Linked DNA regions of Homo sapiens: regions 1, 3, 4, 5, 6 and 7 are each linked to region 2. A link is a contact called in ENCODE Hi-C or POLR2A ChIA-PET data. All regions are on one chromosome and are shown on one strand. The core of a region is the stretch at or near the end of the contact, and the rest is flanking DNA. Distances in the headings are between cores, read along the strand shown.

What was found. A loop is a pair of places that touch in the nucleus more often than their neighbours do. ChIA-PET counts read pairs that join two places held with the same protein, here RNA polymerase II (POLR2A). Pooled maps may share reads with other maps.
Region 1: a map of CD8-positive, alpha-beta T cell shows a loop between it and region 2 (7-fold over the local background). The contact joins the promoter of UQCR10 here to the promoter of TUG1 in region 2. A Hi-C loop is called at or near these places in 1 of 168 maps with a recorded cell type or tissue (CD8-positive, alpha-beta T cell), 2 of 37 single-sample maps with no recorded cell type and 9 of 50 pooled maps. POLR2A ChIA-PET finds 5 or more read pairs at or near these places in 1 of 52 experiments (activated CD4-positive, alpha-beta memory T cell).
Region 3: a map of CD14-positive monocyte shows a loop between it and region 2 (7-fold over the local background). The contact joins the promoter of FBXO7 here to the promoter of TUG1 in region 2. A Hi-C loop is called at or near these places in 2 of 168 maps with a recorded cell type or tissue (CD14-positive monocyte and CD4-positive, alpha-beta T cell), 6 of 37 single-sample maps with no recorded cell type and 9 of 50 pooled maps. POLR2A ChIA-PET finds 5 or more read pairs at or near these places in 1 of 52 experiments (CD4-positive, alpha-beta memory T cell).
Region 4: a loop to region 2 is called in a map of naive thymus-derived CD4-positive, alpha-beta T cell, with 27 times the contacts of the local background. The contact joins the promoter of NF2 here to the promoter of TUG1 in region 2. A Hi-C loop is called at or near these places in 1 of 168 maps with a recorded cell type or tissue (naive thymus-derived CD4-positive, alpha-beta T cell) and 8 of 50 pooled maps. POLR2A ChIA-PET finds 5 or more read pairs at or near these places in 1 of 52 experiments (A549).
Region 5: a pooled map shows a loop between it and region 2 (25-fold over the local background). The contact joins the promoter of EWSR1 here to the promoter of TUG1 in region 2. A Hi-C loop is called at or near these places in 1 of 37 single-sample maps with no recorded cell type and 9 of 50 pooled maps. POLR2A ChIA-PET finds 5 or more read pairs at or near these places in 1 of 52 experiments (K562).
Region 6: a map of B cell shows a loop between it and region 2 (15-fold over the local background). The contact joins the promoter of ASCC2 here to the promoter of TUG1 in region 2. A Hi-C loop is called at or near these places in 1 of 168 maps with a recorded cell type or tissue (B cell) and 8 of 50 pooled maps. POLR2A ChIA-PET finds 5 or more read pairs at or near these places in 1 of 52 experiments (activated CD8-positive, alpha-beta T cell).
Region 7: a loop to region 2 is called in a map of B cell, with 8 times the contacts of the local background. The contact joins the promoter of RTCB here to the promoter of TUG1 in region 2. A Hi-C loop is called at or near these places in 2 of 168 maps with a recorded cell type or tissue (B cell and CD8-positive, alpha-beta T cell) and 5 of 50 pooled maps.

What each region holds. Positions count from the first base shown.
Region 1 is chr22:29,765,550-29,768,648 of GRCh38, forward strand. It overlaps UQCR10 (ubiquinol-cytochrome c reductase, complex III subunit X), which reads left to right and starts at 1,820. Exons shown (of 2, transcript NM_013387.4): 1 at 1,820-1,999. The coding sequence starts at 1,850. ZMAT5 (zinc finger matrin-type 5) reads right to left here and starts at 1,458. Exons shown (of 6, transcript NM_001003692.2): 1 at 1,323-1,458. RefSeq lists enhancers at 693-1,342, 1,312-1,541, 1,343-1,992, 1,902-1,951.
Region 2 is chr22:30,967,925-30,970,961 of GRCh38, forward strand. It overlaps TUG1 (taurine up-regulated 1), which reads left to right and starts at 1,341. Exons shown (of 3, transcript NM_001396518.1): 1 at 1,341-3,037. The coding sequence starts at 1,433. The coding sequence ends at 1,894. It overlaps MORC2 (MORC family CW-type zinc finger 2), which reads right to left and starts at 850. Exons shown (of 26, transcript NM_001303256.3): 1 at 1-850. RefSeq lists an enhancer at 1,252-1,581 and a silencer at 1,612-1,861.
Region 3 is chr22:32,473,514-32,476,540 of GRCh38, forward strand. FBXO7 (F-box protein 7) reads left to right here and starts at 1,298. Exons shown (of 9, transcript NM_012179.4): 1 at 1,298-1,611. The coding sequence starts at 1,490. RefSeq lists enhancers at 273-332, 1,058-1,558, 1,221-1,390, 1,559-2,059, 1,645-1,814 and silencers at 1,379-1,568, 1,579-1,888.
Region 4 is chr22:29,601,960-29,604,940 of GRCh38, forward strand. It overlaps NF2 (NF2, moesin-ezrin-radixin like (MERLIN) tumor suppressor), which reads left to right and starts at 1,674. Exons shown (of 16, transcript NM_000268.4): 1 at 1,674-2,153. The coding sequence starts at 2,040. RefSeq lists an enhancer at 1,060-1,189 and a silencer at 1,440-2,019.
Region 5 is chr22:29,266,683-29,269,979 of GRCh38, forward strand. It overlaps EWSR1 (EWS RNA binding protein 1), which reads left to right and starts at 1,586. Exons shown (of 17, transcript NM_005243.4): 1 at 1,586-1,667. The coding sequence starts at 1,655. RHBDD3 (rhomboid domain containing 3) reads right to left here and starts at 1,299. Exons shown (of 7, transcript NM_012265.3): 1 at 1,066-1,299; 2 at 744-895. RefSeq lists enhancers at 1,178-2,049, 1,442-1,501, 1,612-1,671, 3,134-3,183 and a silencer at 1,842-1,931.
Region 6 is chr22:29,837,024-29,839,950 of GRCh38, forward strand. It overlaps ASCC2 (activating signal cointegrator 1 complex subunit 2), which reads right to left and starts at 1,251. Exons shown (of 20, transcript NM_032204.5): 1 at 1,155-1,251. RefSeq lists an enhancer at 1,524-1,583.
Region 7 is chr22:32,410,534-32,413,511 of GRCh38, forward strand. It overlaps RTCB (RNA 2',3'-cyclic phosphate and 5'-OH ligase), which reads right to left and starts at 1,714. Exons shown (of 12, transcript NM_014306.5): 1 at 1,531-1,714. The coding sequence starts at 1,623. RefSeq lists an enhancer at 1,684-1,863.

The DNA of each region.
Region 1 (3,099 bases), core at 570-3,069, 1.2 Mb before region 2:
GCCCTGCTCCACACCCTAACCTAAATTACCACCCATCAGGCCGGGCATGGTGGCTCACGCCTGTAATCCCAGCACTTTGGGAGGCCAAGATGGGAGGATCACCTGAAGTCAGGAGTTTGAGACTAGCCTGGCCAACATGGTGAAACCCTGTCTCTACTAAAAAAAAAAATTAGCCAGGCATGGTGGCAGGCGCCTGTAATCCCAGCCACTCGGGAGGCTGAAGCAGGAGAATCACTTGAACCCGGGAGGCGGAGGTTGCAGTAAGCCGAGATAGCACCACTACACTCCAGTCTGGACGACAGACCGAGACTCCATCTCAAATAAATAACCACCCATCTTCCCTCAAATGATCTACTACAATAACTTCCCCCTTGCGGTCCACTCTCCATAGACCAGCCAGGATGATGACATTAAAGTGCACATTAAATCTTGTCGCATTTCTCCTGAAAACCCTTCAATGGCCTCCTAGTGCAACTAGAAAAAGACAAGACTCCTTGGCCAGACGCGGTGGCTCACGCACCTTGGGGGGCGAGGCAGGAAGATTGCTTGAGCCCAGGAGTTGGAGACCAGCCTGGGCAACACAGTGAGACCCTGTCTCTAAAAACAAAAACCAAAGAAAACAAGACTCCGTAAGGTGGGTTCCAAGGCCAGACATGAGCTGACCGGAGTCAACCTCTTCACAGTCCACTCTACTTCTTTCCCTCAAACATCCCAGGACTGTAGCTGCCTCAAGGCCTTTGCACCAACGTTTTCCTGTTCAACTCTACTATTCATTCAGGTCTCTAGTCAAGTGTCACCCCCCAGAGCAGCTACCCAGGGTGCAATGTCACCACCACTGCCTCTCCAGTCAACCAAAGCACTATCTGTTTGCTGTACTGCATCTCCCCACCCGCCCACTCCGTAGATTGAGCGCTCTGTGAGAGCAAGGACTTTGTTCACTGCTGGGTCCCCAGAGCAGGGACCAGAACAGGCGCTGGGAAAACATCTGTTGAATGCCCCAGGTACTCCAAAGCCCTTGCTCTTTTCAATCCCAAGCAGGTTCCAAGTCTCCAGCCTTCCAAACCAGGGTTGCCCGGTGCGAAGCCCAGGGGTGAGAGGAACAGGAAGCAGGGCAGATCCGTCCCTGCCCTTAATCCAGGGTGAAGGGTTTAACCTCCAGGACAAGACTTTTGCCGCAGGCTCCAGCTCCTGGCCTAGACTTGGGGCTGGTGCAGGGGACAAGGCGAAGAGTTGAGCCAGGGTCTCGGGAACCCAGCTGCCCTCGCCCCTCTATCCACACCCTATCCCAAGAAATGGTGCGTCCCGCCGCAGGGCGTACGCACAGAGAAGGAAGTGTTCAAGTCTTCCAGTGCGGAGAAAAGAGACTAGGACTCGCCCCTCGACGTCTCGCGGAAGGTACCTGGCTCCCCGGTGGCTGCAGCTCCGGGCTCCTCCTCCTGCGTCCTCGCGTCGCGTACTGCTTGCTGGGATTCGTAGTCTCGCCTTGGCCATCAGTTCGCCCTTCCCAGAGAGCTTTGGGAATCTAAGCCGGGACTGGGCGGAGGGCGGGGAGAAGGTGATGGCGCGCGAGGGCTTCTGGGAGTTGTAGTTTGACATATTCTAACAGCCAGGAATTCTGGAGAAGAAAAATTGGGTAATAAATCTTATCAGATTATCTGGGCTGTCCTGATATGAACCTTTTGAGTTTTTTTCCTCATTCCCAGGATAGGAATACCTCTGTGGTTCAAAACACGAAGGCTGAGATTCAGAGGAACTACAAATCCCATAAAGTGTTGCACGTCTAGGGCCTTTGGGGAACGAGGTCGGCCCCAGCGCAGGCGCGGTGGCGCGAGTTGGACTGTGAAGAAACATGGCGGCCGCGACGTTGACTTCGAAATTGTACTCCCTGCTGTTCCGCAGGACCTCCACCTTCGCCCTCACCATCATCGTGGGCGTCATGTTCTTCGAGCGCGCCTTCGATCAAGGCGCGGACGCTATCTACGACCACATCAACGAGGGGGTGAGGGCCTGTGCCATCCCTGACCTTGGACCCGCCTGAGGGGTGACAGTGGAGTAGAGGTGGGATGGGACTCAGTATACTTTTACCAGGAAGGGGGTAAGGGGTAAACCGTCGGCGTCTTCTGTCTCGAGTCCGCCGTCTGTCCCCTTGGCTTGATGTGAATTCTAAAACGTTAAGCGAGGTTAATATATTTCATTTTGCAGGGGTTGTAAGTATTGCTGTGTGCCACCCTACATACCCACTTGCCCATTATCAGAAGCAAAAACTAAAGGCTAGTGAGAGCAAAGGACTTACTAGCTGCACAGGAAGCCAGGGGCAAGTCAGGGCCAGAAACGGGACCCCTGTCTCTCAGAGTTTCAAGGGCAGATTTGAGCAGGCGACGGTCGTGAAAAGGACGTTAGACACCTTAGACGCCGTGGCTGAAGTTTCAGACGGCGCTTCTGGTCCCCAAGGCTTCCCACGTAGACAGTTGGTATTAATGGTTGAGAGTGGGGGCTATGAAATCAGAAAGCCTTGGATAGGAACACTGGTCCTTGTCACTTAACTGTGGCATTAAGTTGAGCAAGTTTCTTCTCTGAACTCCGTTTTAACTGTGAGATGGAGATATTAATAGTAACCTGAGCACGATTGTGAGGATTACATGAGATGCAGGCAGGGTGCCACATGCCTGGTAGGTGGTACCACTGAAAAATAATCATTGCTTACATTCCTCAGGAGAAAGTGGAAGCATGAGGTAGGAATCGCAACACATTTTTGACTTTTATGTATCATGCACTGTGCTAGGTGCAGTGCATGCTTTATATCGCTAAATTATGACTGTGCTGGAGTAGGCCTTATACATATAGCCCTGTTCCACCACTCACTTGTGTTTTTAATTTGAGACTGTCTGACTCTGCAGCCCGGGAAGGCACTGTCCACTAGTGCTATGCTGCCTGTGACCAGTGCAACTTCCTGCCCCATATGAAAGCATTGCTACTGTCCCATCTCTTGCAAGTGGTTCTGTTAACCACTCCCATTGATCTGGAGAGACATCCAAGTATGTTGTTATAACTCACCCATTTTCCTTGTGCTTTTTTTTGTTTTGTTTTGTTTTTTTGAGA
Region 2 (3,037 bases), core at 91-2,590:
CTGGGAAATATAACCTTATAATGATATCGATTTCCCAGGATTCTGTCCAGTAAAGCTTCAGTAAGTCTGTGCTCCTTAATGACAGTTAAAGTAACCTAGTAGCTATCCAAAATATATGCAGAGATGTTTAAAACTACAATTTCTTCAAGTGTTTTTTTTTAATCTTCTCAATGATTTATGATGTAATATTTTGGAAGGAACTATGTCATAAATCTGTAGCTTTAAGGAGCTTTTAGCATTAAGTTGCGATAGCTCAATTCAGACAATCTGAGTCTCGTGTGGATGGTCCTGAAGGAGATGGTCCTTGAGTGGGTGGTTTATGACTGCTCCATCTTCATGTTCTTCCAGCCTTTTTTGGTTCCCCGAAATTTCCTGTCAGGAAATTTACCAACGCGGAAATTTACCCACTTCTGTCAGAAAACTGATCAGCCATGTCTTCGCCACACGTGATGCCAGGATTCTTAAACAGGCCCAAGACCGGAGACCAAGATGTCGACGGAGTGTTATATGGCGCAAGTTGCAGCTTCACCACCTCCCAAGTGAAAAAGCTCCTAGGCACTCACGATTTCTTTTTTCAAAGCCGGACCAAACCCAGTTCAGGGTGGTGGTCAGATTACCTCACACTTGGCCCACATAAACACCTCACAAATGACCCGCCCACAGCACCTCGGGCAGGCCGCGCCCCGCCCCCACGTCCCTCAGACAACAGCCTCAGCCTCCCAGGCCCTTCCCGGGCCTCGGTCCCGTGGCCGCCTCCCCACGAAGAGGAGCTACTCCCGGCTTCCAAGGACCGGATCGAGGGCAGTGGCGAGCGCACCACCTGACCGGGCACTACCCGGATCTCACAACTGCCTTTGTCCCTCCCCGCGGAATTGGAACCCAACAGCCGCAGAGCGCTCTTGGAACCATGTGCTGCTGCCGCCTCCGCCGCCGCCGCCGCTGCCTCCGCCGCCGCCCGCGCGCCGCCCGCGCGCCGCGCTAGTTGAGATGGTGACAGGATTCAGCAACACGAAATTCGGCGTTTAGAGCTGCTCTGCCGCCGCCGTCACAGACACCACAGCCACCGCTTTGTCTCCGATAGTGCACACAGCCCCGGCCACCTCGCACACTCCCCGACGCCCCAAGCCCCCGAGGCCTCCGCGGAGCATTCAGCCAATCACAAAGCTGCAGCTCCTCCCGCCCCCGCCCTGATGTACAGCCTCCTGATTGGCGGGCTGCGTGTCCCCATGTGACCGGATCTTGGTTGGCCGGTCCCGCCCCTGTCACGTGACAGCGTGCGCCTCTCTTCCTGCTTTCCTGACCCTCTCCGCCATTTAAAGAAACAGTACCGGGGGCGGGCCGAGCGACGCAGCCGGGACGGTAGCTGCGGTGCGGACCGGAGGAGCCATCTTGTCTCGTCGCCGGGGAGTCAGGCCCCTAAATCGAAGAAGCCCTGGCGCGCCCTCCCCCCCTCCCGGGTCTGGTAGGGCGAAGGAACGGGCGTGCGGTCGATCGAGCGATCGGTTGGCGGCTCTTTCTCCTGCTCTGGCATCCAGCTCTTGGGGCGCAGGCCCGGCCGCCGCGGCGCGCGCCCGGTGGCCGTTGGCGCTCGCGCCGCGTCTTTCTTCTCGTACGCAGAACTCGGGCGGCGGCCTATGCGTTTGCGATTCGACGAGGAGTCGTCCGGGTGGTCGGCGGCGGCGGGCAGCTGCTCCGCCCCGCTCCGGGGGAGGCGGCGGCGGCAGCGGCCGCGGGATTTGGAGCGGCCGGGGAGGCGGGGGTGGCCGGGGCCGGCTTGGAGGCCTGGCGCCACCCTTCGGGGCCTGCAAGGACCCAGTTGGGGGGGCAGGAGGGGGCCGGAGGATGGTTGGTTGTGGGATTTCTACTTTGCCTTTTCCTCCTTATGCCGCCTTAGTGAGGGGCGGGAGCTCTGGCGGCAGCCCCGGGGTGGGGAGACGAGCTCCGGAGTCGGAAGAGCTGGGTTTTCTTCCGGGCCTAGCCACCAGTTGGCGGAGTGACCTTAGGCGAGTCACTCTGTAATTTGTCTGCGCCTCAGTTTCCTCCTCTGCCTATCAATGTGTGTGGGGTTGAAATCGCTTTGTAAACTATAAAGCGTGGGTGTACGTAAAGGATGGTTATTGTTTATAATTTTTTTTGAGTTGTAAGAAAACTTAGCAGTTCCCCAATCCTTGGGTTTTGAACCTGGGAACCTTGGATTGGAGTTGGGGATCCCCAAACTTCCTGAAATTGTGGGAATGTGCGGTTTGGGGGAATGATGGGAATTTGTGGGAATGTGCGTTTTAGGGGAATGATGATCCATCGCTAGCAAGTTTTCCAAGGGGGCTGTGACCCAGAAGAGTTAAGAATCACAATTTCTTCATGCTACAGAGAGGAAACTGAGGCCTAGATGTCATTTGGGACCCTTCACAACCATTTTGAAGCCCTGTTTGAGTCCCTGGGATATGTGAGCTGTTTCTATGCATAATGGATATTCGGGGTTAACAACAGTCCCCTGCTTGGCTTCTATTCTGAATCCTTTTCTTTCACCATGGGGTGCCTGAAGGGTGGCTGATGCATATGGTACAATGGCACCCAGTGTAAAGCAGCTACAATTAGGAGTGGATGTGTTCTGTAGCATCCTATTTAAATAAGCCTATTTTATCCTTTGGCCCGTCAACTCTGTTATCTGCTGCTTGTACTGGTGCCTGTACTTTTCTGACTCTCATTGACCATATTCCACGACCATGGTTGTCATCCATTACTTGATCCTACTTTACATGTCTAGGCTGTGTGGTTGGTGGTGAATAGGCTTCTTTTTACATGGTGCTGCCAGCCCAGCTAATTAATGGTGCACGTGGACTTTTAGCAAGCGGGCTCACTGGAAGAGACTGAACCTGGCATGGAATTCCTGAAGATGTTTGGGGTTTTTTTCTTTCTTAATCGAAAGTTAACATTGTCTGAAAAGTTTTGTTAGAACTACTGCGGAACCTCAAAATCAGTAGATTTGGAAGTGATTCAAAGCTAAACTTTTTCCTTGGCCCTCCTTGTGTTCTAATTG
Region 3 (3,027 bases), core at 48-2,547, 1.5 Mb after region 2:
CCACCTATTGGGAGAAACTTTATTTGACTCTAAGGATTTGGACTATGGTTATCACACAAGGACGAAACTTGATACTCTCTCTCATCTAAGTTATCATTAGTTAGACCCTCTATGGTAGCCAGCCTCCAGGATGGCCCGCAGCGATCCCTGTCTGTTGGCATTCATACCTTTGGCTGGATCCTCTCACACATAGGGTTGGTTTGTAAATATGACAAAAGCCGTATGTGACCTCTGGAGCTAGGTCATAAAAGACATTGTGGCTTATACCTTGGTCTCTCTGGGATCACCTGCTCTGAAGGAAGCCAGCTGCCATGTCATGGGGACACTCAAACAGCCCTATGGGGAGGTTCACGTGGTGAAAACAGGTCTCTGGCCAACAGTCATGACTGTGCCATCCTGGAGGCCGATCCTCCAGCCCTAGTCAATAACTGCTGCCCTGGCCTACAGTTTGTAATCTCATGGGAGACCTGGAGACAGAACCACCCAGCCACGCATCCCCAAATCCCTTTACCTCTAAAACCTGTGGGACAACAAATGTTTATTGCGTTAAACTTTGGGGTGATTGTTATGCAGCCACAGAGTTCTAATAAACTGTCGGACATAGATTACTGGCTACAAATAGTTCTACTTTTTTTTTGAGACAGGGTCTCGTTCTGTGGAACCAGGCTGAGGTGCAGTGGTGCGATCACAGCTCATTGAGGCCTCGACCTCCGGGCTCAATCGACCCTCCCGCCTCAGCCACCCAACTAGCTGGGACTACAGGCAGGCGCCACCACACCTAATTTTTTGTATTTTTTGTAGAGATGGGGGGGGGGGTTTCACCATGTTGCCCAGGCTGGTCTCGAACTCCTGGGCTCAAACGATCCACCCGCCTCGGCCTCCCAAAGTGCTGGGATTACAGGCGTGAGCCACCGCGCCCGGCCAACCTAAGGATTAACCTAAGGCTTCTCAGAGCAGATGCCGCTGGAACTGAGGGCCACGGAAGAAAGGGGGTGACACTTGGTCCTGGGGAGTGGCGACTGTATTGTCTGTCTGCAGCATCCCTATCAGCGCTACCGTTGTTCCACGCACACAGGGAGTAAGTACTGGGAGTCCCAGCCACCGCCGCGGAAAATCTGGGATGCCAGCGAGCGGCCGCATCTCGGCGCCTGCGCACTGTGCCCGCGCTCTCAGGCAGCGCCGTTGCGCGCGGAGTCATCGATCGGCCGACCCCGAGAGGCCCGGTTCCTTTAGGCCGCCTGCCCGCCTCCAGCTCTCGGGGTCGGCTCCAGGAGGCGCCCTCAGGAGAGGGGCGGGCGCTCTATTCCAGAGACCGAGTGGCAGGGCGGCCACTGTGGCGGGGCTCTTTCCCCGTTTCGCCTCAGCTACCCCTCAGCTCCGGTAGTCGCCAGTCCGGGGTCGTCGCCGTTTGGGGCGGGAGCTGCTCGGCCCCGCCGCCGTCCCCGTCGCCGCTTCCGGGTCCAGGCCCCTCGGGCCGCCTGCCGCCGTCATGAGGCTGCGGGTGCGGCTTCTGAAGCGGACCTGGCCGCTGGAGGTGCCCGAGACGGAGCCGACGCTGGGGCATTTGCGCTCGCACCTGAGGCAGTCCCTGCTGTGCACCTGGGGGTACAGGTACGCTGGGGCCGGGGCTGGGCGGCCCGCGGGGAGTGGGGAGTGCTTGGGGTGGGTGCAGGGCGGGTTGGCGTCATCTGTGGGCTGCAGGCGCGGGCGTGGCCGGGCGATAGGCCAAGTGCGGGGACGCCGGGGGGGCCTTCACGGGAGGCCCGGGCTCTTCCGGGCGTCGCGGAGCCGGAGGGTGCAGGCGACGGGAAGCGCGGGTGGTCGGCTGGGGTCCGGCTCCTGGAGAACATGGCCCGGCCTCCCGGGGGCTCTGGTCCCCTCCTCGGTGAGTCATGGCTTCTGGTTTTGCAGTAAACGGAACCAGGGAGAGGAGGGAACGCACAATTTCCACAACTGGTTAGATTTCAAGTTGGAAATGATGAGCTTGGCTTGGGTTAAACCTTTCTGGACTGTGAGGGGTCCGAGTTAATTTCTTCAGCTGTTGGAGTATTTCAATGAAAAAGTTTGGAAATTGCTAGAAGTTAAAAATCTGCCCTCAATCCGAGGCCACCGGTAGCTTGTATCGCTGCTGTGAAGCGGCAACAATTTTAGATTCTGTTGTGTTCATGCGCCGAGCACCGCGGTGAGCGCTTGGACTTCGCCGCCGAAAAGTTTTAGAAAGGACAGCGTGTAGGCGTGTTTCAGACCATTTCATTTTCTTGGGTGAAATGTTGCTTTTTTGCTAAAACTGAGGCAAACGTTGATCTTGAGAGCTTGCAGTTTGGGGGCAGTAAAGTTGAGAAAGGATCATATTCTGTTATTGGTTTGTGGGACTGCAGGTGAAGCTGCTTTGTTTCCCTAAAAGATACTTTTTGGGGACAATAATTTGGGAGTAAAGCGGCAAGGTAAGAGTGGTCCTCTTCAAATACTGAGCTAGTGAATTTGAAACTTGAGTGTGCTAAGGAAAAATGAAAAAGATGTTCCCTGGGGATTTTTAGGTGAATTCTTCAAAACAAAAGCAAACCTTCCTACGTTTTCACCTTATTTTTAGGGAATTGGGTAAAATGAGGCCGTTATTCTGAACTTCTCGCCCTTTCATTTTCCTGGTTAAGACATTATTAGATTGAAAGTAAGCCTGTTTTCTTCCTGATTAAAAAAAAAACCCTAAATAAGATACTGACATAACTCCTTTTAAACATTATAGTAAGTGACATGCCTACTGTTATTTCTTGTTGTTAAACCTGTGTGTTTTACATACTGGCATCGTTACCAGTAGGTTACGAGTAGAAGATTGAATAAATCTTCAAACTTATTTTTTAAAGGTATTACCAAGTATATATATATTTTATTATTTTTAAATTAGGCAGTCTTGAAAGGACGTGAAACTCAATATGACTGCCCAAAAGGGCACGTTGGTTTCTCTTTCAGATTTCTTTTTACAGTTGAGGCTGGTTACCTGGACAGAATTTAAGCTTCAGCTTGTGAAAG
Region 4 (2,981 bases), core at 424-2,923, 1.4 Mb before region 2:
AGCGAGTGGCTCTATCATATCTCTCAGTATCTTCACCTGTGGAGTTGGGGGGGTGATGCTAATGTTAGCTAACATTTATGGGGTGATTATTGTTGTTAAAACTCAGTACACCGGGCGCGGTGGCTCACGCCTGTAATCCCAGCACTTTGGGAGGCCAAGGTGGGCAGATCACCTGAGGTCAGAAGTTTGAGACCAGCCTGGCTAACATGGTGAAACCCCGTCCCTACTAAAAATACAAAAATTAGCCGGGCGTGGTGGCGGGTGCCTGTAATCCCAACTACTGGGGAGGCTGAGGCAGGAGAATTGCTTGAACCCGGGAGGCGGAGGTTGCAGAGAGCCGAGACCGCCCCATTGTACTCCAGCCTGGGCAACAAGAGCGAAACTCTGTCTCAAAACAAAAAACAAACGAAAAAACACAGTAAATTGTCCCTATTTGACTACTAAGAGCTATTTTAAAATAGAATTTATTATCTAAGTACAGAAAGGTGTAATTATCCCCCCTACACCCGTTAGAACCCTTGATGACACTAAATAAATAATACATGAATACGGTTCAAAAATGGGCATCATAGAGTATAAAATAAAGAATGCTTTCATTTTCAACCCAAATTCAGCAATTTCATAGGATGCCAGGCTCAGCTCTAAAGCCTTATATGTATTCAGTGCGCTGAAATTCAACAACCTCACGAGGTAGGTATAACCAATAATAATTCTAGGCGGGGCGTGGTGGCTCACGCCTGTAATCCTAGCACTTCGGGAGGCCGAGGCGGGCGGATCACCTGAGGTTCGAGACCAGCCTGACGAACATGGAGAAACCCCGTCTCTAATAAAAATACAAAATTAGCCGGGCGTGGTGACGCATACCTGTAATCCCAGCTACTCGGGAGGCTGACGCCGGAAAATCGCTTGAACCCGGGAGGCGGAGGTTGCAGTGAGCCGAGATCGCGCCACTGCACTCCAGCCTGGGCAACAAGAGCGAAACTCCGTCCCAATAATAATAATAATTAATAATAATAATAATAACAATAATAATAATAATTCTAAAGGGAAGCAGAGGGATCTGGCGGGAAAGTGCCAGCAAACCTAACAGGCCTCCACAAGTGTCTTTAAAGTTTCATAGGGGTCGGTATATGTGATTAACTGCCAAAGAAGAATATTCGCCGTGTGTCCGAAACGCAGTCCCCTGGGGCGCCACACTCGGAGCCTACTTGAACCGAAGAGTCCCTCCCTGGGCCAACGAAGGACCCAATTCCCCTCGCCCCGGATCCAGCCTCTAAGTGGTTTCCCGGGTAAGGTCAGCAGAGGTCCGCCGCCTCAACCAGTCTTGTTAGAGTAGGCACAAAAGCATTCAGAGTGACTGCCACTGTAGCCACTCAACGCCGAGCCTAGGCCTGCTTTTTTTGCAGTTAGAGTGAAACTTTCCATTGGTGGAGTCACCCCAAAGGAGGCGGGACGGAGCGGGAAAGTCCTGCCTACCTTGGCCTTCCCAGCCAATCGCAGCATCTATGCGTCAGCCTCCGGTTCGGTTGCGCTGCGCGTAGTGGTCTGGGCGACCTGAGGGCGGGGCCGGGAGCAGGCCCCGGGCTGTGGGGAGGGTGCGCTTCCCGCGGGCGCGCGGAGTGAGGACGGTGACAGCCACGCGCGCGCGTACGCGCCCGATGCAGCGCGGCCCCGTGACCCTAGTCGGCCGCTGAGAGGCGCGCGGAGTCTGGGCCGCTGCCGTCTAGGGGTCCCGTCCCGAGGCGTCCCCGGCATCTCCGGCCCGAATCCCGGAGTGCCGGGTCGCGCCTGCACCGAAGGTCCCGGCTCCTGTGCCCTCCCTGCAGCCGTCAGGGCCCGTCCCCCAACTCCCCTTTCCGCTCAGGCAGGGTCCTCGCGGCCCATGCTGGCCGCTGGGGACCCGCGCAGCCCAGACCGTTCCCGGGCCGGGCAGCCGGCCACCATGGTGGCCCTGAGGCCTGTGCAGCAACTCCAGGGGGGCTAAAGGGCTCAGAGTGCAGGCCGTGGGGCGCGAGGGTCCCGGGCCTGAGCCCCGCGCCATGGCCGGGGCCATCGCTTCCCGCATGAGCTTCAGCTCTCTCAAGAGGAAGCAACCCAAGACGTTCACCGTGAGGATCGTCACCATGGACGCCGAGATGGAGTTCAATTGCGAGGTAACCGGCCGGCAGCCCCGACTGCTGCGGTGACAGTCGAGGTGGAAGCTCGAGAGGTTCTCTTTATATCATCTTATGGGTGTAGCTAGAGACGGGCAGAACCGGAAGGGCCAACTAGGCCCAAAACCTCATGTTAAAGATGATTGCTGCTTTTTTTCATAGGACTTTTGGGTTTTGGCATTTCCTGAAGGTTATTTTCATTCATTGTTATTGGAAGAAGCTGGATGCTCCTGTGATAGAAAATTCAGGATTTCAGTGTCAGGCTTAAGTTAGGCTTACGCTTAAAAGCTTGAAAGTTTATTCTTTCATTAGGTAATATTGTTATGTACCCAGGTATTAGAAGTTGCGTCTTGTTTATTGGAAAGCCAATACTTGTTTCCCTTTTCTAAAGCTTGCATATTCTGGGAAAAAAAACCCTTTGAAGAACGATATAACATCTCATACTTACTTTCCACATAGTTTCCAACATGATGATAACAGCTATCAATTGTTCAGTATTTTCAAAGTGCTAGACATTTGCACATTTAATCCTCAGAACAAACCCATTTATCTAGTAAATGGCAAGGTGGGGTTTTGAACCAAGCTCACAGCCCGTACAGTACTGCTTCTCAAGTAATTTAAGTTCTTGCTGCTAAAAGTGTGGTTTGTGGACCAGCAGCATTGGCAGCAGTAAGCAAGGGTTGGCATGCTTTTTCTGTACAGGACCACATAGTAAATATTTTCAACTTTGTAGACTAGAGAATCTCTGTTGGAGTTATTCAACTCTTCAACTCTACCATTGTAACACAAAAGCAGCCTTAGATAAGATCAGCTTCCAGCATGACAGCT
Region 5 (3,297 bases), core at 336-2,835, 1.7 Mb before region 2:
TGTAGGTCTTCACCCCTGGTCAGGCCTCTCGGTCCCAGGACTCCCACTGAGCTGATTCAGGGCAGGAAGCAGGATCCCAGAGAGACAAGAAGGCTGCCTAATTTGCTCCCCTGCCAAGCGCCTTCTCCACATCTACCAGTTTCCTGCAGGAAAAATGTGGAAAGCTCCTCTGCCTGCATTGTCCTTCCCTCCATTTTGCCAGCAGGCAAACTCCTATTTCACCCTTGGAAGCCCAGCTCAAATATCCCTTCCCCTCCTCTGGCCCCCTAACATCATGGATCTTATCCTTAGGAGCACAGCTTGGCCAGTCTGTCTCCCTAGGCAGGTGGTCTGAGCTCATGGCTCCTCTGATCCAACCCCACATTCCCCAGGGTATTCACAGCACACAGCCAGTGCTTTATATATGTTCACTGAAAAAAGGACACTAGCTTGGCTCCTGGTCCTGCCGAGGGATTTGAAGGTGAACCCTGCCCTTCGCGGACCCGGGCATCCACCTAGGGGGCTGGGGCTAGAGGTCCAGGAAGGTGGGCAGGGTCAGCCTTGCCTGGAGGCAGGGTTTGGGGCCAAGGCACCCACCGTAAACCTCCTCCTGCATCGACACCTCACAACCATTCCCCAGCTCTGGGCACCTTAGCAAGGGTGAAGGGCTTACCCGTGGACACTCGGAACTGGGACTTGAGCCCCCTGGACCTCACTTTCTTCAATCTATGAAACGGGGCAGTGCACCACCAGGCCCTGCCTACCTTACTGGGAAGCCGGGAGGGCAGAATGGAAAGACAAGGACGGAGATTCTTCCGGTGGCGGATAGAGTAGGGGGTCCCAGGATCTGTCTGGTTCGAACTCAGCTGGTGACTTTGCAGAGATACTCAATTTCCTTGGGCCTCAGTTTCCCCTTCTGTAGAAACAAGGATATCGGATGAGGGATGATTAAAGGGCCTGCTCCACCTCGACCGTTACCGGGGATAGGGTCTCGGGGCCAGGCACGGCGTTCGAGGCCTCCCACCCAGCCGACCGGCCTTGGGGACCCTTCCCCGCTGGCCCGGGCCACGCGTCCCGGGTACTCACTGCAGAGCGCGCCCGGCAACCCCGAAAGGCCGGTCGGGGACCCCGGCTGGGAGTCAGGACTCTAGCTCCCGGGCGCGACCCGAGAACCCTGAATCCATTCCGCGCACACCCGGCCGCGTGACCCCTGCCGACCGGCTGGCGCGCCACCCATTCCCCGCGGCCCGCGGATTAGTCAGCAGTTGTTCTAGTCCGGGTCCCTTCCCCCAGCCCTCCCGCCGATCTCCGTCTCCCTGCAGGGCCGACTCTTCAGCGACCGTCCCTAGAGCCAGCGGACGGAACCATTCCAAACAGCCTAGTCTCGTGCTGAGAGCCTCTCCGGTTTCACGCTGAGACCCGCTCACCCCCGCTCTGGCCCCTTAGATGCTATTTTGGCCCGAGTGTCACGTCGGGCGCTCTTTAGAGAGGACTGGGACAAGAGTTGCGGACGCGAAGAACGAGTAAGCGGTGGTTCATCCCTCCTGACCCCACCCCCGTGGCCTGGCCCGATGGTCGCGCCCGGGGTTGCGAGATTTGCGCCTGCGCAGTGCGGCGCCTAGAGGGAAAGCGAGAGGGAGACGGACGTTGAGAGAACGAGGAGGAAGGAGAGAAAATGGCGTCCACGGGTGAGTATGGTGGAACTGCGGTCGCGCCGGCGGTAGCCGGAACGCCCAAACTGGGGGTCGTTCGTCTCTGGGCTTGGCTGGGAAGACTGAGTGGAGTTGCCGAGAGGGGGTTGAGGCACCCGCCGCGGCCCGACGAGCTCGGGGATCCGCATTCCTCTCCCCTCCCCCAACCGGGCGGGCCGGTTCTGGAATCTTCCGGCGCCCGTGGCGCGCGGGGGGCTTGCTGCGGCGGGGGCGCGCGGGGCCCGCCTTGGCCTCCATTGTGTGGCGGTCCTCGCGCCCTGAGCTCCGGGCCTCCCGCCACGTGGGCGGGGCCTGCGGCCTTCGAGGCCCTGCGTGAAGGGGAGGATTTGGCCAGGCCTCAAGCCGGTCACTATGAAACCGCCGGGGGGCCCGCAGGCTGCTGTCCCTGTGAGGCCTCCCTCCCCGTTTTCAGGGTTTCCTGAGAAACCAGGGGAAAAAGCAAATAAAGATACCGTGGATTTGTGGGCCGAGGGGTGCCGGCCTATGAGCGGGAGCCCCGTCATCCTTAAGACCCAGTCGGCTGGGGCGTCTGGCGCTGCCGAGCTGCCCCCTCTGTGGCTTCCAGCCCCAAGCCGAACTTCTGCTCGCCTGGGCTTTAGACAGAATGTGCTTCCCTCCTCCAGGGCCCCCAGTTTGCCGCTTTCTTGGGCTTCTCCATTTTTATCGTTATTAATCCACGTCCTCCCCTCCCCCAAAACCAATTAAGTGGCTTCCCAGGGCCCTTTTTCTGCAAACGCCGAGGGACATCCGTTGTATAATAAGGCCAGCCTGGGTCGAGAGACGAGAAACGCTACCAGAAAGATATTTCTGGTCTCTCTGACCTAGGAGGAACAAAAGGCCGAGCCTTCATTTGAATTATGTTTCAGCAGTGGCCTCGCACGTTTATTCGCCTGCGTTAGGCCGGCAGGCCTGTTGATTTCGTAGGTCGACAGAGGAGAGGGGAAAAAAGGCCAGTAGAAGCAATCTTAAAGGCACTTGCAAGCAAGCCCCGGTTGGGAACTCCAAAATGGGAGTAGAGTGGTCCTTGATGGAAGGAGCGTTTAAGAGTGTCGCCTAGCCATCACCTGCAGTTCGCAATCTGTGGGTACACTAACCCGCGAAAATTGGCAGGGTGGAGCATTTTTGCCCCGGGGGTATTCTCAGGCCACCTGGTTCCAGGCCTTAGAGACAGTGGGAGAAGATGAGAAGGAAGACAGGAAAAGTTCTGGGCACTCCAGAGTTTTTGGAGTCCAGAATCCAGCAACTTAAGGACAGTTTAAGAATTCTCCCCATCTGTGGTCAATAAACAGGTAAGTGTTGGCTGTTCGTGCCGGGATACCAAAGAGTGGATACCAAAGAGTGCCGGTAGAAGAGAGGACTGAAATACCACAGCTAACCTCCCGGTGGGAAGTGGTTTCCTAGGTGCCCTATCCACCCTCTTCTGCTCTGCAAAAGCCTGAAAAGGCAAAACGTGTGCGTTGACATTTTTGCGTGGCTGGACGTGCCTTTTTTCAGTCAACTTTGTTCAAACCTTGTTCACCAGTAACTACCATGTGCTGTACTGTATTAGAATTACAGTTGTGGTTTCTGTTGACACAAAGTAAACACATTAGGCCTGGCTGGGGGG
Region 6 (2,927 bases), core at 1-2,500, 1.1 Mb before region 2:
AGCTATGTAGATAAGGCTCATGAAGCTGTGGCAGCATTTAAAAGAGAGACCTGGCTTGAGGAAGAAGTGATGTCAAGGAAGACCTGAGTTTTTGTCTAAAGCACGGGTACAAATTAAGTAGGCAGGGCTGGGCGCGATGGCTCACGCCTGTAATCCCAGCGCTTTGGGAGGCCAAGGCGGGCGGATCACGAGGCCAGGAGATCGAGACCATCCTGGCTAGCAAGGTGAAACCCCGTCTCTACCGAAAAAAAAAAAAAAAATTAGCAGGGCGTGGTGGTGCATGCCTGTAATCCTAGCTACTCAGGAGGCTGAGGCAGGAGAATCGCTTGAACCCGGGAGGCGGAGGTTGCAGTGGGACGAGATCACGCCACTGCACTCCAGCCTGGGCGACAGAGCAAGACCCCGTCTTGGGGGGAAAAAATAAATTAACTGGACAATCTGAACTTTGAGCTCCAAAAGGACAAACAATAATCATGACTATGTCTGTGCCCACCACTGTATTCCCCTGCCAGGCAGGACAGCAAAAGCCAAAAGCTAAGAAAGGGAGGGGGAGCTCCCTACAAGCACCCAATTGCAATATGGCCTGGGAGCATCCCCGGGGCTACTGCTCCCTCAGCCTCTTTGTCATCATTCCTCTAGTCTCTCAATTAAATACTACTCTCCTCAGAGACCTTCTGATGGCTCTGCCTATAGTATCCACTCTCCCAGTTACTGTCATAGCTTTAATGACCTTGTGCATTTGCTTGTCGTTGACCATCTCCTCCCACTAGACTGTAAGCTCCATGAGGGCAGAAGCCTTGTCTGTCTTGCTTTCTTTGTATCCCCAATGTCTAGATCTGTGTCTGGCACATAGGAAGCACTCCACAAATATTTGCTGAACGAATGAATGAACCCTGAGGAAACTGAAGCCCCGGGTGTGAGGACGTGGGGGGATCGTGGCTGGTCCAACGCCACTCTGGGGCCGAACTTCGAACCCGTGGCTCCTGACCCTGGCGGCCAAGTCTCGAGAGGCGGCTCACAACCCCTCAGGTAGCGTAAGCGTGGGCCCCGCAATGGAGGCCAGAGGATGGGAGAGCCAAGGCTGCCCAAGGCATAGCCGCGGCTCCTCCGGGGTCCCTTGCCCTGCATCTGGCAGGGACCAGCCACGCACTCACCTCGGCGGCTCCACCACCGGCTCTGTGCCGCCGCCGCCGCCGCCGCCGCCGACCACGGTGACAGCTCCCTGAGCGCCCGCACTTCCGGGGTCAAACTGCGATTCCGCAGGAGCAGACAGGAAGTCTCGGCCTGGCCCCGCCCCCAGAGCCGAGCAAACTACCGCCGGGAAGCCGGACCCGGGTTGCGCCTCTCTTCTTAAGACTCCGCCCCACACTCGGCGTCTGTAGCCACGCCCCCTTCCCCTCCTATCTCCCTTCCTGCTTAAGCAGAGAATAGGTCAGCTGAGGGCGGGCTGTGTGATTACACCTCTCGGGAAATCCAAGTATGGCACCTGAGAGGACGTCTCGGAATCCCAGGCTTCCACCTTCTGCCCGACCTCCTTAGTCACCGTTTTACATATTTAATCCAGAAGAGAAATTTTAACAAGTCAAAAGCACGAACATAATGTTAAGCAGATGTACAAGTACAGACTGCGATTTCATTTACGGGAAATTCTAGAACAGACAGAACTCATGAGTAGTGATGGTGTTAAAATTGGTGGTTTCCTCTGGGGCTGTGGGCTGGGAGGGGCCACAAGTGAGGCTGGGGTCACCCCCTGTCTTCATCTCGGTGGTAGCCATGTAGATGTGTTCACTTTGGAAAATTCATCAAATTGTACGCTTAAGATTTGTGCATTTTTCTGTATGTATGCAATACAGTTTTGTTCTGTTTTGTTTAAGGAAGTTACAAGTATAGCTATCCTAAGAGAAGGATGCAATTTTTTCTACAGAATGTCTCAGGTAATGTAGGTTTAGTGGTTCCTAAGCCTGACTATGGATCAGAATCATCACAGAAAACTTGTTAAGAACACACATTCCTGGCTTCATCTCAGTGCCTGGTACACAGTAAGAATTCAAAACCAACCACCATCATTATTGGGGTGTTATAGAAGCCCCCGAATGGAGAACACAACCCCACCCTGGGATTGTGAAATATTTCCCAGGACACTCCTGCCAACCCCTGCTATCTGCACTAGGGCTACAAGGAATGCTTAGTTCAGTGCCTGTCTTCAAGGGGCTTACAGGATAGGAAGTGCAAGAAAACCAATAGCAATGAGTCAGTGTGATGAATGCAGGGTGCTAAGGAAATAGGAGAGATGGGCTGTAAACCAGAAATGAGATGAGAGGGGCTGGATATTATATTAGTTTTGTATTGCTGCATAACATATTACCACAAACTTATAACAACACACTGCTTGCCACTTATAACAAACACATTTATTTATTTATTTATTTTGAGACAGAGTCTCACTCTGTCACCAGGCTGGAGTGCAGTGGTGTGATCTTGGCTCACTGTAACCTCTGCCTCCCGGAGGTTACAGTGGGTTCAAGCGATTCTCCTGCCTCAGCCTCCCAAGTAGGCAGGACTACAGGCATGAGCCACCAGGCCCAGCTAATTTTTGTATTTTTAGTAGAGACGGAGTTTCACCATGTTGGCCAGGATGGTCTCGATCTCTTGACGTCGTGATCCGCCTGCCTCAGCCTTCCAAAGTGCTGGGGTTACAGGCGTGAGCCACCACACCTGGCCAACAAACATATTTATTATCTCACATTTTCTGTGGGCCAGGAATCTGAGGATGGCATAGCTGGCTCCTCTGCATCAGGGTCACCCACAAGACTGCAATCAAGATATCGGCCAGGGCTGGAGTCTCATTTAAAGGCTCAACTCAAAAAGGATCTGCTTCCCATGTCTAGTGGCTAAATTCAGTTCCTTAATGGTTGTTGGACTAAGGG
Region 7 (2,978 bases), core at 464-2,963, 1.4 Mb after region 2:
GGAAAGGTGGTAGTAAAGTGCTGTATACAAACTTAAACCAGAACTGCCTAGCAAAATGAGACTTGCCCCTAGATAGAATGAGCAGCAGTGTGTGCATCAAAGGCTGAGTCAGAACACCTGCCAGACAATGACAGTCTGTGTTATTAGATCCTACAGATAATCATGTCATGGTGTTTTCTTTTTCTTTTCTTTTTTTTTTTTTTTGAGACTCACTCTGTCACCTAGGCTGGAGTGCAGTTTAGAATGATCACGGGTCACTGCAGCCAAGATCTCCCAGGCTCAAGCGATCCCCCTGCCTCAGCCTCCTGAGTAGCTGTGGTGCACACCACCCCGCCTGGCTAATTAAATTTTTTTTGTAGAGACAGGGTCCCACTATATTGCCCAGGCAGGTCTCCAAAGTCCTAGGCACAAAGGATCTTCCCGCCTTGGCCTCCCAAAGCGTTGGGATTACAGGCCATGAACCACTGCGCTCTCCCTATGTTAGATTTTCTATTCCTTCCTTCAGGGTAACGGTTTCCACACAAAGAAAGTGGCCAAACAGCAAACAGAACACAGATTTATCCCCGTGCGCTTTTTCTTCCCTCAGTGTAAGTGACTTGCCAACAAGGGAAACTCAGTAAGCTTTGATTCTGAATAAAAGAATGGAGTGACTATTGGGAGCTGTTTACCAAGACGTGAGACGAGACGGTAAACCTTTGAAGCATTTACTTGGCACCTTCAGGGATTTCAAAAACTATTTAAAAATACGTTGCAAAACTTCATAAACGTTTTCTTTTTTCACATTAATAAAAATATGAGCACAGATGGTGATGAAGGCCGAGAGATACAGAGCCCAGGCTTTCAAACTATCTGATGATCCTGAGCCCTCAAGTCTCCATCTGGGACGTCAAAGAAGTAAACCGGACATCAAGTCCTGGCTGAGCTTCTTCCTAGGTGGGTAGAGGAAGCTATGTCACCGACAGATCCTCGAGGTCCTTCTGTGAAGTGAATATTAAAATCAAACAGGCCCTGCCCTGCGCTACTGCAAGAAATGACATCGCTTTATTAAAAACCAACATGCGATACTGAATGCTGAAAACCTGGTTTAGTGAACAAAGGTTTGTAAACGTTATTTAAATAACCAGCATGACTCAGAGGAGGTGAATTCCAGTCCCAGCAAATGAACCTGGGGCTGGCTGTTCCACCCTGGAAAAGATCACTGAAGTTTCTGTGAACGTAAAACAGCTCACGATACGTTTATGAGACTGATCTGTGAAAACGCTTTGGAAACCCCAATTTCGTATTTATTTAGATTCCCATATCCACCGCACTTAGCTTGTCCTCGTGGTTCGGGGACCTCTCCTGGCGGGAGGTGGTGCCGGAACAGGTTGGGCGGCCCCAGAACCGTGAGGGGAGAAGGACGGGATGAGGGAAACTCTGCAAGGGGCCGGGGCGGACCCAGTGGTCAGGGGAGGTCCAGAGGGCGCAGTGGACGCCGGCCGGGCCGGGGACGGAGCACGGAAGGCCCCGCCATTTGCTCTCCTGCCTTACCTGCATGTTGGGCACGAAGCCCTTCTTGATCCTCCAGCAGTTTTTATTGATCTTCTCCAAGAACTGCAGCTCATCATTATAGCTGCGACTCATGGTGGCGAAAACTGTAGCAAAAACTCCCGGCTCCGCTTTGAAGAGCCGCTGCCGCGTAGTCCGGCTTCTCAGAGCACCGCCTTCCAAGAACCAAAGCGCAGGCGCGACCAGCGCCGCAGCAGATGAGCAACGGCAAGCGCCGAGGCTCAAAATTCTTCAGGCCAATGTCTTTCCTCTGGTTAAGTTGTACTGTCCTGTAGTGTATAACTTTAGGATCTTTATTAGTCGATTTCCTCTAAACTACAGCTAAGCGAAATCCAGAAGTTTAAAGTATAATCTAGTTATCTTTTGTTTTGGAAATGCTTTTCAGCAGCTTATGAAAACACCTTGAGTCTGGGTCAGGTTCGGTGCATTGGCTTGGAGTTTACACCCTCAGCTGGGAGGGGAAAAAGATAACGCCAGCAGCTGAGAAAGAAAAACCTGTTTGAGTAAATACCATAGCTGAACATTTATGTTTCAGAATGAATCTGGATATACACCAAATAACTTTTTTGGTCAGAAAGGAGCATCCCAAAGAATGAAGCATGGCAGCTTATCATTTATTCTGACAAACACTTGTGGGTGCATCTATTGTGGCCAGACATATACTACAAAATGATCAAATCACAGCCCTTATGGATCGCCAAAACTCCCCAGTCTAGCCGCATTTGATGATCAAGACCTCTTTAATCATGCTTTTATACGCCGTGTCTCTTGTTCATAGTGGTAAGTGAGCTTTAAGTGATTTCAGTTTCCAGTTCGGCCTCATGTCAACAACTGCAACTTTGGGATTAGAAAGACGCAAGATTCAATTTCTATCTGTGCCATTTACTGACTTGGTGTGATTAACCCCTCTTATCTCTGTTTCGTCATCTCTAAAATGGGATCATAATTCTTTCTTGAGTAGAAGGCTAAATGAAGTGACACTGGAGGGGTAATCAGCACGGGGCTTGGCACACGGCAAGCACTCTATAAACAGCTCTCCTCTTTCCATTCCCCCACTAGACTGTAAGTGCTGCAAAAAACAGTATGTAGTTTCCATTCATTTGTTGCATTATCTACACTGGTTCCGCTTTTCTTCTCTTCTGCCCCAATTTCTCCCCATTGATTAGGTGCTCTGACACATTAATATCATTCTCAGTTATGAATTGTCTGAGTTTAGTACTCTGCACTGCCATTTCATTGAATCTGTGGTGGGTGAAAAATCCCAAAGCTTGAAGTGATACAACTTTTAGAGTTTCCTGTGGTTACCCTGTTCCTTCTTGGAAAGATTTCAGAGGTAAAGAATTCTCTTTTAAAATCAAGCCTTGATGTCTGTGCAACCTTAGGTCTCTTCCCTTTTCTATGTCTTATTTTATTTTATTATTTTTTTGAGT